Linked DNA regions of Homo sapiens: region 1 is linked to region 2. A link is an interaction called in ENCODE POLR2A ChIA-PET data of the cell type or tissue named here. Cell type or tissue: GM12878. All regions are shown on one strand. Links, peaks and the distances in the headings refer to the core of each region. The heading gives the core; the rest is flanking DNA.

Region 1 (7,358 bases), core at 368-5,367, 180 kb before region 2:
ATTTTTAGTAGAGACGGGGTTTCACCATGTTGGCCAGGCTGGTCTTGAACTCCTGACCTTGTGATCCGCCCGCCTCAGCCTCCCAAAGTGCTGGGATTACAGGCGTGAGCCACTGCGCGTGGCCTAGCTCCATTTTTATAGATGGGGGAGCCACACTCAAAGAAATTAAAGCTGTGGTCCCACTGGAATGGTTGGAGGAATTAAATGGGTTAAAACATATGAAGTGCTTAGCATGAGGCCTGATGTATATCAATCAAGTGTTTAGCAAATATCTGCTGTTAATTTTGACATTACCACTTGCTGGAATGAACGTGACCAGCCATTCCTTCTTCTAGAACGGGAAGCTGCTTGCCGAGCGGGATGGAGTGAAAAAGAGAAGTCAGGAGCTGGCCATGGAGAAGGACACTTTGAAGGTGCCACTCCTTCCTAGTGCCTGACAACTTTCCACCACCCCGGGGCCATTTTTCCCATTTCCGGTTTTAGTGACTGCAGCCTGATAAGGGCAGGGTCTTCCATCAAGCTGTCAGGCTCCCAGGACCACCCAGGCATCCCTAAAATCCCTGAAGTCCTGGAACATCTCAGGAGGCTGAATACGTGGGGGTGCGAGAGAACAGGTGGGGCCAGGTGGAGGGCAGGACCAAGGGGAGTCCTGGGAGGCTGGATGGATGGACCGGCTCCTTTCTTGGCAGCGGCAGCTCTTTGAGTGTGAACACCTCATTTGCCAAAGAGACACCATCCTCTCTGAGGTAAGGGGCCCCGGGAGGGAAAGAGATTCGCTTTCCATGTGCACCAGCCACTTCCTGCCCCTGGTCTAGAAAGGGAAGTCCTACTTGGGTCTGATCCTTGGATGTGCAGCTGGAGAGACTGGAGGGTTTCCCCAGGTCCCAAGTGTGACCCCTCAGGGATCTAGAAGCCCTTCTGCCCGGTGCTCTCCCTTGTGCCCCAGCTCTTCCCTCAAGCTCACCCTGTCCCTTAACCCCCCAGCCAGTCCCCCCGCCACCACCACCCCCAGTGTCTTTGGGGAACTGGTCCCAGTCTCATTTGGCTTTCGGCTTTCCTAGCGCACTCGCGATGTGGAGAGCCTGGCCCAGACCCTGGAAGAATACAGAGTGACGACGCAGGTAACTCAGCGGCCCTCGCCACCCACCGCGGCCCTCGCCACTTCTCTTTTGCCATCTCTGGGACTTGCTGCCTCTCCTCCTCGTGCCTCTTTGTCAGTGGCCACATCTTGCTTCTTCCATCCTTGATGTATGACTGTATGACTGCATGTCTCCCCCTCTGTTTCTGTATCTGCCTTTTCACTTTTTCTCTGTTCCTTCCATTCACTTTCATTCTCTGTGGGTGTCTTCTCACACACCTCCTCTCCTTATCTTATTTTTTTTTTGAGACGGAGTCTTGCTCTGTCGCTAGGCTGGAGTGCAGTGGCACAATCTCGGCTCACTGCAACCTCTGCCTCCCAGGTTCAAGCGATTGTCCTGCCTCAGCTTCCCAAATAGCTGGGACTACAGGTGCATGCCAGCATGCCCAGCTAATTTTTGTGTTTTTAGTAGAGACGGGGTTTCACCATGTTGGCCAGGATGGTCTTGATCTCTTGACCTCGTAATCCACCCCTCTTGGCCTCCCAAAGTGCTGGGATTACAGACGTGAGCCACCACACCCAGCCTCCCCTCCTTATCTTTATGTGTCTCTGCGAGGCTCGTGTGGGTTCCTGTCTCTGCCTCTAGGTCTAGGCTGTCTGTCTCCCTAGGCAAGTCTTCTCTGTTTGGCTCTGGTCTTTACCAGTCTCTTAGCCCTCATGTTTCTCTTGCCTGTCTGTGAGTCTGTTTCCATCTATGTCTCATTTTTTCATGCATCTCTGCCTCTGCCTTCCTTCTTTTAATTGTCTTGGCTGTGCTTTTTTTTTTTCTTTCTTTTTTGAGATGGAGTCTGGCTGTGTCACCCAGGCTGGAGTGCAGTGGTGCAATCTCGGCTCACTGCAACCTCCACCTCCTGGGTTCAAGCGATTCTCCTGCCTCAGCCTCCCAAGTAGCTGGGACTACAAGCGTGTGCCACCATGCCCGGCTAATTTTTTGTATTTTTAGTAGAGACATGGTTTCACCCTGTCAGCCAGGATGGTCTCGATCTCCTGACCTTGTGATCTGCCCGCCTGGGCCTCCTGAAGTGCTGGGATTACAGGCATGAGCCACTGCGCCTGGCCTCTTGGCCTGTGCTTTAGCTTCTGGATTCCTGTTGCTCTCTCTCTTTGGCTTCCTAACATTCTGTCATGGCTTTCTTCCCCTTGTCCCTAGGCAGTATGTGTCTGGGGAGCCCAAAGTAGTCAGGAAAGGGGAAAGAACCCTGGAAGAGGAGCCCAGAGGTGGATGGGAGGGTGGGAAAAATGCAGAGCCAAATGTGCTCCCCACTTCCTCCTTTGCAGGAACTGAGGCTGGAGATTTCACGCCTGGAGGAGCAGCTGAGTCAGACCTATGAGGGGCCCGATGAGTGAGTGGAATTTCAAGGGGTAGGAGGAGGCAGGAGGGGAGCCTAAGGGCAGGGACACCCTGGCCTCCAGCCCCAAGGTGGGCAGGGAAGGGAGGCCAGCATGAGCTGACTGAGTGGCCACCAGGCACAGAGGCCATCTTCCTCCCTCCTTCCTGTGTGGCCAGGCTACCTGAAGGGGCCCAGCTGAGAAGAGTGGGCTGGACCGAGCTGCTACCCCCATCGCTGGGCTTGGAGATCGAGGCCATTCGACAGGTGGGCCTAACACCCCTGGAATAAGCTGCAGGCCACCAAGGCAGAATCTCCAAACATCTCCCTACTCTGATCCTCACACCAGCCTAGCCCTAACCCACATTGCTGCCAGAGGCTCCTATCGCAACCTTAGCTTTTCTCTAACTCTCTCTACCTCGGATCCTAACCCCAAACCCACTGCCAGACCCAGGCCTGTGCCAGACCCCAGTCTGATCCAGCTTTGACTCACCCCTATCTCGTCTCCCTCCATGACCATCTCACTCCTTAACTTCATCTCGAACCTAGACCTTGGTCCTGGCACCAAATCCTCCCCTGTTCCTGCTTCTGCCCACTCCCCAACCCCAGCCCCACACCAGCCCTTTTCTATCTCTCATCCTATTTTCAGCCGCACACCTAAACCTATTTCTATCTCTGACCTTGTTTTCTACCTTAATATGGCTCTCCCTGACCTCGGAAACAACTTCTGTCCCAGAAACAGGAAGTGGCAACTGCTGATCTCTCCAACCCTCTGTGTGGGGTGTGGCAGTGGGAGGAAGTCATCCATGAGACCAGTGAGGAAACTGAGTTTCCATCTGAAGCCCCAGCTGGGGGACAGGTGAGCACAGGAAAAGCTCTGAAGTCCAGGAGCTGGAAAGGGGCCAGGAGCTCCAGGTGCCGCCCTGGCCAGCCCATTCACTCACACTTTTGCTTGTTCCCCATTTGATGAGAAAATGTTAATTGAGGGCCCAGTGTGTGCTGGACACCCAGCCACAAGCCAGACCAGACACCACCCCTACCCCAGGGACTGACCTGCCAGCGTTGTAGACAAAGGTGAACCAAGCAAACACACAAGTTGCACTGTGGCTTTTATTGTTGGTTTGTTTTTTAGAAAACACTCTTGGGAATTACATTATTTAAAATCGTACTACTGTAGGAAGGGAATAAGTAAGTTGTTTATTCCAGCATTTTAAGGATATATTAAGCATTTATGTTTCAAATGTTAGCACCTTTAAGAAAAGCCAGCAAGCTCACTATGACATCTTTAACTCAGCAATAACCATTGGGGTTTTTTTTGTTTTTTGTTTTTAGAGACAGGATCTTGTCTTATTCTGTTGCCAAGGCTGGAGTGAACTTGACTCACTGCAGCCTCAATCTCCTGGATAAGCAATCCTCCCACCTCAGCCTCCCAAGTAGCTGGGATTACAGGAACACACCACCATGACTGGCTTTTTTTTTTTTTTTGAGATGGAGTCTCACTCTGTCACCCAGGCTGGAGTGCAGTGGCACGATCTCAGCTCACTGCAACCTCCACCTCCCAGGTTCAAGCAGTTCTCCCTGCCTCAGCCTCCCAAGCAGCTGGGATTACAGGAACCTGCTGCCACACCTGGCTAATTTTTGTATTTTTTTTAGTAGAGACGGGGTTTCGCCATGTTGGCCAGGCTGGTCTTGAACTCCTGATCTTAGGTGATCTGCCCGCCTCGGCCTCCGAAAGTGCTGGGATTACAGGCATGAGCCACCATGCCCAGCCTTTTTAAAATTTTTTTATAGAGTTGAGATCTCACTGTGTTGTCCAGACTGGTCTCAAACTCCTGGGCTCAAACTGTCCTCCTACCTCAGCCTCCCAAAGTGCTGGGATTACAAGCATGAGCCACTGCACCTGGCTTTTTTTTTTTTAATTAATTAATTTATTTTGAGACGGTCTCACTCGCTTCTCTGTTGCCCCGGCTGGGGTGCAGTGGCATTATCACAGCTCACTGCAGCCTCAATCTCCCTGGACTCAGGTGATCCTCCCATCTCAGCCTCCCAAGTAGCTGCAACCACAGGCATGTGCCACCATGTGTAGCTAAATTTTCTATTTTTTGTAGAAATGAGGTCTCCCTGTGTTGCCCAGTCTGGCTGAACTCCTGGGGTCAAGTGATCCGCCTACCTCAGTCTCCTAGAGTGCTGGGATTACAGGCATGAGCCACTGCTCTGGGCTCTCTCTCTATTTTTTTTTTTTCTTTTAAAGAAAATGTTGTAAACAGCTCTATAAACAAGCTGTATTGTCTTGAGAACTGCACCACTTCAAAGCTCTTTGCCATCCTTAAGGAGAGACTCATTTCTCTGATCACTTTTTCCCTGGTTTGAGAAAAGCTTTTGTTTCTCTTTGACACCAGAGCTTGTTTGGGTTCTCATTTAACTCTCCCAGTATCTCTGTAAGGCAGGCATCCTCATCTTGTTACTCATGGGAAACTGAGGCTCAGGGAGAAATCACATGCCAATGGTCACACAGCTTGTTGGGGACAGAGCCTCATCCCTCAGAAGTGTAGGTTAGATTGGGCTTCTGCTTTGAGCTGTCAGATGCCCCTGAGAGACAGGCTTGTCAAGGGGAAGACTGAGCCAGGCCTCAGAGTGCAACCTGCGATGGGCCCAGGGATACAGAGCTGAGTCCCTTGGGGCCGGGCCTCTCAGTGCTCAAGGCCTGATAGGAGAGACCCTGCAAATGGGTTGCCCCAGTGCAGAATGATCATTGTGCTAGAGGTGGGGGATGGGCCTGTGGGAGCCCAGAGAAGGGGTATCTGTGTCAGGTCAGAGATTGGGGAAGATATTGAAGGAAAACTGATACTTGAGTGGAAGGAAGGAAGGAAGGAAGGATGGAAGGAGGGAGGGAGGGAAGGAGGGAAGGAAGGAAGGAAGGAAGGAAGGAAGGAAGGAAGGAAGGAAGGAAGGAAGGAAAGAAGGAAGCCAGCCTTTGAGGCACTAGCACAGCCTGTGCAAGGCCTTGGCATAAAATCACGATATGCTTGAGGAGTAGAGGGTAACTAGGGGTGACTAGTGAGAGATGAGGCCAGGGCCAGATCATGAAAGGAAATCTCTGACAAGCTAACAGATTGTACTTTTCTTCATAAAGCCACAAGAAGGGTGGGGTCAGCTCCGGGCTTAAAAAGATCCCTCTGGAACCATGTGAGGGACCTACTGGAGGCAGGGAGGAGGCTGGAGCAATGGTGATGAAGCCTGAGCCAGGCCAGGGCCCTAGGGATGGAGGAAAAGGGACAGACAGACATAATTGGGGTGGAGGGACAGAGCAGGGGTCAGACGGGATGTGGGTGATGGGGAGGGAGGAAAGGAGGCAAGACTTGGAACTTGTGACCTTGTGAGGTGAAATCTTGAGGGATGTCTGGGGGCTGCCTGGAAGAGTTGGGTGCACCATCCTGGAGCTCGAGGATTGCGTTTAGAAAACAATGGCAAGTTGGTTGCTGAGGTCAAGGGCAATGCCAATATGTCTCTGGAGAAACCGAGAGGTACTTGGGTCCTGAGGGAGAGCAGATAGATCCAGCCCAAGTCTGGGAACCTGGGATGAGAAGGCGGTTGGACAGGGAAATGCTGATCTCCTCTGGGACCCAGATAAGTGTACGAGATCTGTGGAACATCCAGGAAGTTTAGGCAACCGGGACTCCTGGGTCCTGTCAGGGAAGGGGGCTTGGTGGCATCGAGAACAACCCTTTGGTTTTTGGCTTCTGCCCTTAGGGGGCTAATAGGGCCATCCTCATGTAGGGCAGCACGAGAGGAGGGCAGGTTGTAGAAGGTGGTGAATTCATGTGTAGGTTGCAGCCTGGAAGACCTTTTGTATATGGGGTCTGGGACCGGCGGGGGAGACAGTGGGCACTGTTAGGGTTGGAGCTTTGAGTGAGAAGAATCAGAGAAGAACTAACCTTTTTGTTTCCACAGAGAAACTTCCAGGGAGAGCCAGCGCACCCTGAAGAAGGAAGGAAGGAGCCATCCATGTGGTAAGGAGCTGAGCCATCCGTCTGCCTCAGGGTGACACCTTATTCACAGCTGTTTACAGTAGGAGGACTGGATGTGCCCTGAGGGGATCGGCATTCATTCATTCACTCCTTCTTCATGTCTTCCGGGAGCAGAACCTGGGCCTGTAGGCCAGGAGATGAGGCCTGGCCCTGCCCTCAGGTCTAGGAGGAGATCTGGTTCCTGACCCTGCCTTGGGGGAGGGCTCCCAGCGAGGCTGCCATGCCTGAATGGGGTGAGGGGGGGCCTCTGGAATCAGCGTGGATTCAGATTCCAGCTCAGGTACTTTGCAGTCAGGCTGGTGTAAGCATTTGGTTGTATGCCGTGAAGTCCCAGCCCTGTGATTGGGATGTGATTGTTAGGAGGCTGTGTCCAGGCCTCTGAGGATGGAGAACGCACTAGATGACTGGGCCCACCCTCCTCCGGGGCCCTGGCCTTCGGGCCTCTGGTTTCCTGTGTTGCTTCCCTCTCCCCCTCCCCTCTTTCAGGCTCCCAGCTGCGGCTACTAATGAGGCTGCCTGCCAAGGCCTCTAATTGGACTTGTCTGGGAAGAGCTGAGATTGGGCGGGATGGGAGCTCTGGAGCTATGACCTCCCTCTGCGTCACCAGAGAAAGGAGGGGAGAAGGGGCTGAGCAGTAGTGGAAGTGGGGGAGGCAGGTGCCATGCGAGTTTCCAGAGGTCAGGGGCAGTTTGATCCGCAGGTTGGAAAGCTGGGAGTGAGGAAGGTGGTGAATACAACGGCTCCTAAATGTAGCCAGCTGTGAGGGCTTGGACCTTGAGAGGGGTTGGGTCCCAAGTAGAAGTTTCAGGGGATCAGATAGTGTATGTCTGACTGGGGCCTAAGAGCCTGGATCCTTTATCGCGT
Region 2 (5,000 bases), core at 1-5,000:
CCTCCCAAAGTGCTGGGATTACAGGCGTGAGCCACCGCGCCAGGCCTTTAATTATTTATTTTTGAGACAGGGTCTCGCTGTGTCACCCAGGCTGGAGTGCTGTGGTACAATCTTGGCTCACTGCAGCCTCAACCTCCCGGGCTCAAGCGATCTTCCCACCTCAGCCTCCTGAGTAATTGGGACTCCAGGCACACATTACCATGGTAATTTTTGTAGTTTTTGTACAGACGGGGTCTCACTATGTGGCCCAGGCTGGTCTTGAATGCCTGGCCTCAAGCAATCCTTCTGCTTCAGTGTCCCAGACTGCTGAGATTATAGGTGCCAGGCCCCCCACCACATCTTATTGGACGCAAGTCCTGTGTCCCTAGGAAGGGAAAAGTGTCAGTGGAGGGAAAGGTTAGAGCTGTGGGGCCCGTCAGGCCTTAGGCTCAGAGGGGCAGGCCCACCTGAACCCTTCCCTGGTGTCCAGAGTAAGTGGAAAGACCAGCCCCTCCGGCAGCTTGATTGCTGGGGACACAGCCCTCTAGCAACACGACCAAGGGAGGAAGCCTGCCCATCCTCACCTGCCCATTTTGCCCCCAAGAACCCCTTCTCTGAGGGGTTGCCATCTTGTTCCCATCTTGTTGCCAGCCTTGTTGCTAAGGGGGGCTGCTCCTTAGCAACGGGGCCTGGCCAGGCCAGACCAGACGAAGAAGCCTGAAGCAGTACCTGGCTGATTTCCCCTCCCCCACAGCCCCATCCCAGCAGCTGCCTGGTTGCTAAGGAGGCCTTCTCCCTAGCAACCACACCTAGCCAGGCTCCAGGACCCAAGGCCTTCTGCCCACTGGAGGACCACCCTCCGGGCCTCCGATGCCCCACCCCCTTGTGGCCCGGTTGCTAGGGGTAGCTGCACCTTAGCAACAGGCCTAGGTCTGGGCTGGAGTCTCACATTGGAGCCTGGTTGCTAGGGGAGGTAACTCTTTCCTGACAGGCCTAGCGAGGCGTAGTGGCTCCTCGAATCTACCTGAAGGTGCCCAATTCAGGAGGACCTGCCTTCTGAAGCTGCACTTGCGCCTTTTGCTAAAGGGGCTCAAAAGTCTGGGGGTTTACTGTGGTCAGATGTGGTGGCTCATGCCTGTAATCTCAGCACTTTGGGAGGCCAAGGCAGGCGGATCACCTGAGGTTCAGGAGTTCGAGATCAGCCTGGCCAACATGGTGAAACCCATCTCTACTAAAAATACAAAAATTAGCCAGGTGTGGTGATGTGTGCCTATAATTCCAGCTACTCAGGCGGCTGAGGCACAAGAATCGCTGCAGCTGGGAGGCAGAGTTTGCAGTGAGCAGAGATCGCACCATTGCACTCCAGCCTGGGAGATGTCTCAAAAACAAACAAATGGCTGGGCGCGGTGGCTCACACCTGTAATCCAAGCACTTTGGGAGGCCGAGGCAAGCAGATCACCTGAGTTCAGGAGTTTGAGACCAGTCTGGTCAACATGGTGAAACCCCATCTCTACTAAAGATACAGAAATTAGCTGGGCATGGTGGCACGTGGCTGTAATCCCAGCTATTGGGGAGGCTGAGGCAGGAGAATCGTTTGAACCCAGGAGCTGGAGGTTGCAGTGAGCCAAGATCACACCACTGCTCTCCAGCCTGGGCAACAGAGTGTCTCCAAAAAAAAAAAAAAAAAAAAAAAAACAAGGAAATGGGGTCATTTTGTCACCCAAGCTGGAGTGCAGTGGCACGATGACGACTCACTGCAGCCTCGACCTCCTAGGCTCAAGTGATCCTCCCACCTAAGCCTCCTGAGTAGCTGGGATTACAGGCATGCACCACCACGCCCAGATACTTAAAATTTTTTTTGTAGAGATGGGGGTCTCACTGTGCTGTGTTGTCTACGCTGCTCTCGACCTCCTAGGCTCCAGTGATCCTCCTGCCTTGGCCTCCAAAGTGCTGGAATTACAAGTGTGAGCCACCAAGCCCGGCCATTTTTTTTTTTTTTTTTTTAGAGACAGGGTCCAGTCACCCAGGCTGGAGTATAGTGGAGTGATCCTGGCTCACTGTAGCCTTGACCTCCTTGGGTCAAGTGACTCTTCTTCCTCAGCCTCCCAAGTAGCTGGGACTACAGGTACCTGTAGCACCACACCCAGCTATTAAAAACATTTTTTTCCAGCTGGGTGAGGTGGCTCACGCCTGTAATCCCAGCACTTTGGGAGGCCAAGGCGGGTGGATCACGAGGTCAAGAGATCGAGATCATCCTGGCCAACATAGTGAAACCCCGTCTCTACTAAAAATATAAAAATTAGCTGGATGTGGTGGTGCACACCTGTAGTCCCAGCTACTTGGGAGGCTGAGGCAGGAGAATTGCTTGAACCTGGGAGGCGGAGGTTGCGGTGAGCCGAGATTGCGCCACTGCACGCCAGCCTGGTGACAGAGCAAGACTCCGTCTCAAAACAAAACAAAAAACCAACATTTTTTCCCCAGGCTCAGTGATGGCTCATGCCTGTAATCCCAGAACTTTGGGAGGTAGAGATTGGTGGATTGCTTGAGCCTAGGAGTTTGAGGCCAACCTGGGCAAAAAATACAAAAAATTACAAAAACACAAAAATTAGCCAGGCATGGTGGCACACACCTGTGGTCCCAGCTACTCAGGAGGCAGAGGTGGGAGGATCGCCTGAACCCTGGAGACCAAGTGGCAGTAAGCCGCGATTGTGCCACTGCACTCCATACAGAGTCAGACCCTGTCTCAAAAAAAAAAAAATTTTCTTTTTTTTTTTGGTAGAGCCTCCCTATGTTGCCCAGGCTGGGCTCAAGTGATCTTCCTGCCTTAGCCTCCCAAAGTTCTGAAATTACAGCTGTGAGCCACTGTGCCTAGCTACAATGAATAATTTTAAAAGCGTATTCCAAGTAGTACATGTGACATCCTTTTTTTTTTTTTTTTTTTTGAGGGCGACAGAGTCTCTCTCTGTCATCCAGCCTGGAGGGCAGTGAGTGGCACAATCTCCCCGGCTCAAGCGATCCTCCTGCCTCATCCTTCCGAGTAGCTGGGACTACAGGCAAGAACCACCAAGCCTGGTTAATTTTTTTTTTTTTTTTTTTTTTTGAGACAGAGTTTCACTCTTGTTGCCCAGGCTGGAGTGCAATAGCGCAATCTCGGCTCACTAAAACATCTGCCTCCTGGGTTCAAGTCATTCGCCTGCCTCAGCCTCCCAAGTAGCTGGAATTATAGGCATGCGCCACCGTGCCTGGATAATTTTGTATTTTTAGTAGAGACAGGGTTTCTCCATGTTGGCCAGGCTGGTCTCGAACTCCTGACCTCAGGTGACCCACCCACCTCGGCCTCCCAAAGTGCTGGGATTACAGGCGTGAGCCACCGCGCCTGGCTAATTTTGTAATTTTTGTAGAGATGGGGTTTCACCACATTGGCCGGGCTGGTCTCAAACTCCTGACCTCAAGTGATCTGCCTGCCTCAGCCTCCCAATGTTCTGGGATTATAGGCATGAGCTACCACACCTGGCCAGGACATAGTTTTGTTTTTTTGGTTTTTGTTTGTTTGTTTGTTTTGTTTTTTTTTATTTTGAGATGAAGTCTCACTCTTGTTGCCCTGGCTGGAGAGCAATGGCTCAATCTCGGCTCACTAAAACATCCACCTCCTGAGTTCAAGCGATTCTCCTGTGTCAGCCTCCCAGATAACTGGGATTACAGGCATATACCACCATGCCTGGCTAATTTTTTTGTATTTTTAGTAGAGACAGGGTTTCACCATGTTGGCCAGGCTGGTCTTGAGCTCCTGACCTCAAACGATCCACCTGCCTAGGCCTCCCAAGTGCTGGGATTACAGGCATGAGCCACTACATCCAGCCTAATCTCATTAGGTTTTTACAGTGGGGTAGGGGTTATGGTTCCCATTTTACAGAACTGGCAGTGGAGGGTCAGAGAAAGGAATGAGGTGAATTTCCTGAGGTCACAGGGCTAGGAAGGGACCCCAGCTCTGCCTGCTTCCGGGTCCATTCTCTTCCCTCAGTGGGAAGGAATTTTGATGTTGGGGTGGGTGGCAGTCCCCGAGACAGTGTCTCCCCTTCCCTACTTTCCTGCAGGGCGTGGACGAGTGGATGTGGCCAGCCTGGCTGTGGGGCTGACAGGTGGCATCCTGCTCATTGTCCTGGCCGGCCTGGGAGCCTTTTGGTATCTGCGCTGGCGACAGCACCGAGGCCAGCAGCCCTGTCCCCAAGAGTAAGGGGGCTTCAGCGAGGAGGGGGTGGTGGTGGAGAGCAGGGGAGGGAGGAAGCATTGACCTAAAGGGATGTGCTAAGGATTGGGGGCAGGCAGGCACTGATGAAAGACCTAAGGACACAGTCATTTGGAGAGTGAGTCTGTGAGCTGGCTTGTGTCTGGTTTTGGCGACTGTCGCTCTGTCTGGATCCTCAGTACCTGGCCCGCAGTAGGAGCTCTGACCACTTTTGCTGCCAGCCTGTCTTTGCGGTACTGAGATTACCAGTATCCGTGGAATTACGACTCTGGATATTGTATCTGGTGAGGCTGCGACGGTGCAGCCTGTGGTGTCTTGGTGTCTGTGGTATGTCAGTTTCAGTGGTAACAGGTGCAGCACCTGAGTGGGTGTGGGAAATTGGTGAGGAGTGCGTCTGTGTTGTGTTCCTGTCTATATGGATGGGCTGAGTTCTGTCTGTTTGGTGTGTGTTGGCCTGCCTCTCTACAGGGCTGTCTTTTTTTTTTTTTTTTTTTTTGAGATGGAGTTTCACTCTCATTGCCCAGGCTGGAGTGCAATGGCATGATCTTGGCTCACTGCAACCTCTGCCTCCCGGGTTCAAGTGATTCTCCTGCCTCAGCCTCCAGTGTAGCTGGGATTATAGGCGCACTCCACTACGCCCAGCTAATTTTGTATTTTTAGTAGAGATGGGTTTCTCTATGTTGGTCAGGCTGGTTTCGAACTCCTGACCTCAGGTGATCTGCCCGCCTTGGCCTCCCAAAGTGCTGGGATTACAGGTGTGAGCCACCACGCCTGG

What was found. ChIA-PET counts read pairs that join two places held together with the same protein. Peaks named below come from ENCODE experiments on the same cell type or tissue, not always from the same donor. Only the 100,000 strongest peaks of a DNase experiment are listed, where the experiment ranks them.
Region 1: POLR2A ChIA-PET joins it to region 2 with 8 read pairs; 2 of 35 experiments call an interaction of 5 or more read pairs at or near these places.

What each region holds. Positions count from the first base shown.
Region 1 is chr19:49,406,551-49,413,908 of GRCh38, forward strand. It overlaps KASH5 (KASH domain containing 5), which reads left to right. Exons shown (of 20, transcript NM_144688.5): 10 at 336-413; 11 at 690-746; 12 at 1,062-1,121; 13 at 2,417-2,481; 14 at 2,646-2,733; 15 at 3,203-3,325; 16 at 6,418-6,476. It overlaps LOC124904740 (a long non-coding RNA gene), which reads right to left. Exons shown (of 2, transcript XR_007067289.1): 2 at 6,402-6,554. Among named protein-coding and RNA genes, the nearest start is that of PTH2, 13 kb to the right of the region's middle. RefSeq lists an enhancer at 2,422-2,471. In GM12878, for the core only: no CTCF peak of the experiment used is centred there; a DNase peak (open chromatin) is centred at 3,191; H3K27ac peaks cover 1,398 bases.
Region 2 is chr19:49,584,424-49,589,423 of GRCh38, forward strand. PRRG2 (proline rich and Gla domain 2) reads left to right here. Exons shown (of 7, transcript NM_000951.3): 5 at 4,074-4,209. Among named protein-coding and RNA genes, the nearest start is that of PRR12, 4.3 kb to the right of the region's middle. RefSeq lists enhancers at 185-810, 4,304-4,363. In GM12878, for the core only: no CTCF peak of the experiment used is centred there; no DNase peak of the experiment used is centred there.